Regions from separate parts of the Homo sapiens genome. Here region 2 is linked to region 1. The links are chromatin contacts, found by Hi-C or POLR2A ChIA-PET in ENCODE. All regions are on one chromosome and are shown on one strand. The core of a region is the stretch at or near the end of the contact, and the rest is flanking DNA. Distances in the headings are between cores, read along the strand shown. Region 1 has its middle 190 kb from the start of LINC02343. Region 2 has its middle 83 kb from the start of LINC02343.

Region 1 (2,962 bases), core at 170-2,669:
AGGTGTAAAAAGCTTCCTCTGCACAGAGAATAGGCTCGTTCAATAGGGAGCAATTTCAAAACTCTGAGGAAAATGTAAAGGAATGATATAAGAAGTCAGTACTTCAGATACTCCTTCATACAGCTATAATATCAAGTCATATTTTTAAAAACGACTCCAGGAAAAAAATGTATTTTTTCTCAGGAAGATTTATTTTCAGATAAATTTACTTTAGACTTTCTTAAAAACTCTGAATCCATGAAAGGCTGATTTTTATGGTAGAATTATGTACTTCCTTTGCAAGGATGTGAGCTTATTGAACATAAGGTTAAAAGGAAAATAAGACCTCAGAATTTTCTTACCCTTTAAAAACACACAATGTTTTCATGCCCTTTTGATGAAAAGTGTTGGTGGCGTAAAAAAACTAAGGGTACAAAATACCTAATAGAAGCTCATGAAAATTTAAAATTCATTAGTTGGGAACTTACGATAGTTTTGACACTGGCTAGGTTGACGTTGTTGTTGTTGTTGTTGTTTTTCCATTGCCTGTGATAAGGTATTTTGAAGCTATTAAAAAATACAAATAGGTATTCAGGGGAAGTAGTTAACTCTTTAAGAGCAGAAACTTTTGGAGTATTTTGCCAGCATCTCTTTACTGACAAACAGTATTACCATTATTTTCAAACTCATTCAATGAACCAAGTTAGATGAGAGCTTCTACACCATTGTGTGGGACTAATTGAGATTCTGGGTGGCCTGAGAATGGAAAGGCTCCTGTAGGTGCCATCTGTGTCTCTCACTTTGGGTACATTAACTTCTCTCTCCACCCTCCATGAGTTGCAGAAAAGCTGCTCTCTGAGAAGCTCGCTGTCTCCACCGTCCTGGGACCTACTAGCTCTGAGAGGGGAGGAACTGGGCTTACTGATCTTTTATTGGCAATGTCCATCATACAGTGAGTACTAAACATGTGAGCCACTATTATGTAAGTATATGTCATAGATTTACTTGCATTTTATTTTGAAATATCAATTCCATTTTTCTCTTCTTCATTCCTGCATCCTTCCCCTATCCCCCAGTCATTCCAAATGTGCCCAGCATTTAGCACAGCTCTGTTGGCCAAAACATGGATCAATTGCTTATTTTGGACAAACAAAGAACTTCATTCCTTCCTAGCAGATGTGTGTCTGTAAATAACCTCAAGAATAACCTTAAGAAATATTTTTTCTCTCTCTCTCTAATGACATTTAAAGAAATGAGGCTTTCTAGATAACAGGCTCCACGGCCATGTGAGCACAGTGTCTACACAGGTGGCTACTGCCCAGCCCTCAGTGGTCTCCTTAGAAACCAGCCTCTCTGCACGGTGAGTCAGAGGCGGCAGGAGGAGCTGGGCAGTGAGTCATGTCAGGAAACGGCATGCTCCGTGTGCGAGCAGATGCCGGTTTATTTCACTGATTCATTTCCACCTACTTCCTCCTACCTCTGTCTGCACTCTCAAATGAACAGAAAGTTCATTCATCTCGCCTCTTGCCTGTGATGCTACATGCTCCCCCTATTTCTCGGAATGCTTACCATAGGCCCCACAATGCTGGATGCCGTACAGATCAAGCCACCCCTGTTCTCTGCGATGGGACACTCTAAGAAGGAGGTGTCACCCACATTGTCATCCCTGGTTTTCAAGTTAACTGCCATGACGGACTTCATGATGAATTTGTGGATTTTCTCACAAGCCCTCACACCTCTGTCCTTTGAGCATTTTGTCAACAGTGGACAACTGCTGTGATTCTTAACACATTTAAAAAAAAAAATGTGATCGCCTGTAGTCAAGTTTCCCTGCTTTGGAAGGGAAGGGGATCCATTTTTCAACTCAGAATTAGAGGATGAACCTGTTAACAGGGAGAGGCTGAGAAGAGAAAAAATGGGGAGTTAAATTCAGCTCTAAACGCTATGGAGAATCAATAAATATCGACAGGCAAGGGGGCAGAAGGAAGGAGAGAGGTTTTGCCAACCTCAACTGATATCTGTTAATAATACCAAACAGCAATCTGTCATCAGCCTGGCAACACTGGATTTTCCCCAAGGAAAATCCAGGGTCCCCTCCCAGCAGTTCTTGGAGAAAGAGCTTAGAGTTCTGAGTTCCTGGGAGAGGATGGACTGTAGGCGGGATCAGAGTACTGAGATCCTGACAATTAAACCTGCTTACATTTTCCCTGCGTGCAGACATGGTGTTTGGAAACAGCAACCTCCAGTCATCTTGCTTAGCTCTTTGGGGTTCTGGTCATACATACATCTTTCTAAACTTCAAAAGTCTATGCAAGCACACTGACCTGGCAGGTTATTTGAATTCTTGTTCTGGTTTACAAGTCTTTCTAAGACATTTACACCAGAGCTAGAAGAAAGAGACCGGATTTTGGAAATTGCTCACAGGTTCGAGAGAGGATTACCGGAGCACAAGAGCCGGGCGGAGGTTGTCTACTTTTTCTGCTAAATTGCACAGTAGATTCTTTCAGACCTTGAGGAAGAGATTAGAGAAAGATAAATCAGAGTGTTATAACCCTGTGCTGAGTCACAGCTCTGAGGTTCTTTTATATTGCTGGAGGCAGCTTTCAAAATCCGCTGTTTGCGTGTGGCTAGAATAAGGATTTGTCCCTCAGTCTCAGGACGTATCCTGGTCGTGTCTAGTCCTTCAACCTATAATTCCAAATCAGATGAAATTTCTCTCCAGATATTGTGAAAAATACTCTCTATATCGCAAGGTTTTTTTTTTTTTTTTCCTAATGTGTAAACATTTCTCTACCTGGCATATCAGCAAGGCAAAGACCCAAATATTAATTGTCCTTCTCCTGATTGTGTGTGAGTCACAGGACTAAGCTCTGTGGGGTAAGAAACAAATTTTTGAAGACACAGTCTCTTGCTTCCAGGTAGTTGGTCCCAAGCTAATAATAATAGGTACCATCTATTGCAGTCTGCTGTGAGCCAGCCATTT
Region 2 (2,981 bases), core at 191-2,690, 110 kb before region 1:
TGGGTGCGATGGCTCACGCCTGTAATCCCAGCACTTTGGGAGGCCAAGGTGGGCGGATCATGAGGTCAGGAATTTGAGACCAGCCTGGCCAACATGGTGAAACCCCGTCTCTACTAAAAACACAAAAAATTAGCCAGGTGTGGTGGTGTACACCTGTAATCCCAACTACTCAGGAGGCTGAGGCAGGAGAATCGCTTGAACTCAGGAGGCGGAGGTTGCAGCGAGCTGAGATCATGCCACTGCACTCCAGCCTGGGTGACAGAGTGAGAATCTGTCTCAAAAAAAAAGAGAGAAAAAAAAGTAGGATCCAAAGTAGACCTTCAGTGACCCCCACCCCAGAAGCAGCAAGTAACCAAACAAAAGTACCCTCTGGGGTCATGAGTGAGTTCTCTCTCAGATTTCAGTTCCACAAACATGTGCTTTGATCCCTCTGAATTTATCTGTAAAATAAAAAAGTCTGTACTGGCTTCAGAAGTGGTGACAGAAACAGTTCTGGGTCTTGTAGGGAAGGCCTCGGGTTTCTGACAGATCAGACCAAAACTGGGCTGGGTTCAGAATAGGTGGGTAAGTTTACTAGAATACAGGGAATCATCAGTTTGTCTTGATTGAAGGAGACTAGAACCCCTGCATCTGGAACTTCAGCCGATTTTATGTATAAGAACTATGGACCCAGAACCTGTGCTTCTCTAGAGAACCAGTCCAGTTTCTGCAGAGTTAGGGTTTTTCTCCAACTATGTAACTTTCTGCATTTGCCTTTGAAGTCTTTCAATTATCCATCTGGTTAAATAAATGACTATTATTATTTTTATTATTATTATTTTTTGAGACAGAGTCTCACTCTGGAGCCCAGGCTGGAGCGCAGTGGTGCGATCTCGGCTCACTGCAACCTCCGCCTCCCAGGTTCAAGCGATTCTCCTGCCTCAGCCTCCCAAGTGGCTGGAACTACAGACATGTGCACCACTACACCTGGCTAATTTTTTGTATTTTTAGTAGAGGCGGGGTTTCACCACGTTAGCCAGGATGCCAGGATGGTCTTGATCTCCTGACCTCGTGATCCACCCGCCTCGGCCTCCCAAAGTGCTGGGATTACAGGCATGAGTCACTGCGCCAGGCCACAAATGACTATTATTTTACAGTTACCTGTAATCTTATTTTGATCAAATGTTTTAAACCGTTGATATTTTGACAAACTTTCAAAAATCCAATTATAAATTGTCTTTTTCTTGACTTCAAATTAACTTTGGAATTTTTGAGATGGACCCTTAGAACATCTCAAAAGGATATCTTTCCTTATAGAAAAGAGATATGTTAAGATGATTGGGCTAATTTAATATATTAAATTATATGGGAAGCATTGTCAAATAATGAGTAATGCTAAACTTTCTTTGAGTCATATTTGTATTGGTGTATTATTAATGTGTGTCTCATAAATTGTATAAAATTCACAGAAATCTGATAGTCTTGGTATGCAATGAGTCATAATTCTAAGTATTATCCTAAAACATTGTGTATCACAGAAATAATTAGATCTCCTTGTCAATTGCATCATTATTATAGTAAATTGTCATTAGATCTTTAGCCATGACAATTTTAAGTATTATTATTCACAAATAATTAATTGTTTTACTCTAGTCTTTTCCTGAATGCTATTACAAACAACTATAAATCTGACATGCGTTGTCTTCAAGGGGATTCATGGAAAGGAATTTGACAAGTACAGGTTTCTGACAACTTTAAGATCATACCACTCATCTCAGTAAGAATTCTCAGAACTGTAACGAAGAAACTGATTGGTTCATACGTCTGCTAGCCCAACATCAAACAGAATGAGAACTAAGTGAATATCAAGGAAAAGCTTCAGAAGATTTTTATGCTGCCAGCCAGTACTGAAATTGTTAACATATGCAATTTGAATGAACTTTATAAGACTGACCCAAGTCAAATTACCTATGATAAACACCTGAATTTGAGAAACAAAACTTGTATTCAAAAGCATGTAAATCTAGTGTTAAGCGTGGACTCATAGAGAACCCAAATGGCTGACTGGTCCTTAAATCTTCCATTAAGCTCTATGACTTATCATAGGGTAGATAAAACTATACAAGTTGTGAAATAAATAGTGTGGTGACTGTTCTAAAATTGCTAAACTGGTTTATAACCAATGTTTTGTTTCTCAAACTCATAATTCTGATAAGATAACAAAAACCTCAGGTGATACATTTCTGGTACCTGCTGGATTATTTAAACACTTACAGATGGATTTCATTCAATTTTCGGCTTCAATTCATGCTTTCTGGTTATAGAGAAGCTTTCTCAGGCAGGAAGGCCAATGTTATAACAGCAGCTGAAAGGTCGTTGGAAAATGTGTTTCTCTTATGGAACATTACTGAAAAAATCTTCGGTGTTGGAGGTACTGGTTTCATTGGGCAAGTTGTAAAACAGATAAACAAAATATTACAAACACAACAACATTTGACAAAGCGAACTGAATCAATTGGATTGCCTTGGTCAAAAGTATTACCAATTGATGGTGATCAGATCCACTCCCACTAGAAAACATAGATTGACCTTTTATAAAATAGTTACTAGAAGGCCTGTTCTCCTAATAATAGAACCTCATGTGTCACCTGCTCTTACAAACTCTGACAGGACTCAGTATGGCAAAGCTTTAGTACATTAAGGCAAAGTATATCTTCACCAGGTAAAAGAAGCCCTTCATGACCCACCAAATGGTGACACCAGAAATTTCGTGATCTAGATCCCAGAGTTTGTGTCCTTTGGAAAAGACATCAGAAAAATGTTGCCCTTAAACTCCATTCGAAGGGACCGTACCAAGTTCTTCTCTGCAGCAAAATTTTAGGGACTTATGCTTAATAAAGCCCCTTTGGATTCTTAAAACTGTATACTCATTGGAAACCTCAAGGTAAAACTGACCATGATGTTTATTTTCAGAAGCAGACAGCATTCTAGATGTGGACGGC

The links. A loop is a pair of places that touch in the nucleus more often than their neighbours do. ChIA-PET counts read pairs that join two places held with the same protein, here RNA polymerase II (POLR2A). Pooled maps may share reads with other maps.
Region 2: a loop to region 1 is called in a map of PC-3, with 7 times the contacts of the local background. The contact joins two enhancer-like sites. A Hi-C loop is called at or near these places in 3 of 168 maps with a recorded cell type or tissue (Calu3, PC-3 and endothelial cell of umbilical vein) and 2 of 50 pooled maps. POLR2A ChIA-PET finds 5 or more read pairs at or near these places in 2 of 52 experiments (A549 and endothelial cell of umbilical vein).

What each region holds. Positions count from the first base shown.
Region 1 is chr13:34,155,613-34,158,574 of GRCh38, reverse strand. No RefSeq gene overlaps it. Among named protein-coding and RNA genes, the nearest start is that of LINC02343, 190 kb to the left of the region's middle. RefSeq lists a silencer at 1,255-1,314 and an enhancer at 823-2,022. Within about 2 kb of position 1,419, at least 13 of the 41 ENCODE cell types and tissues checked have a DNase peak (open chromatin) inside an H3K27ac peak, as active enhancers do; they include PC-3, where a contact is called at or near this core.
Region 2 is chr13:34,263,975-34,266,955 of GRCh38, reverse strand. No RefSeq gene overlaps it. Among named protein-coding and RNA genes, the nearest start is that of LINC02343, 83 kb to the left of the region's middle. Within about 2 kb of position 1,440, at least 2 of the 41 ENCODE cell types and tissues checked have a DNase peak (open chromatin) inside an H3K27ac peak, as active enhancers do; they include PC-3, where a contact is called at or near this core.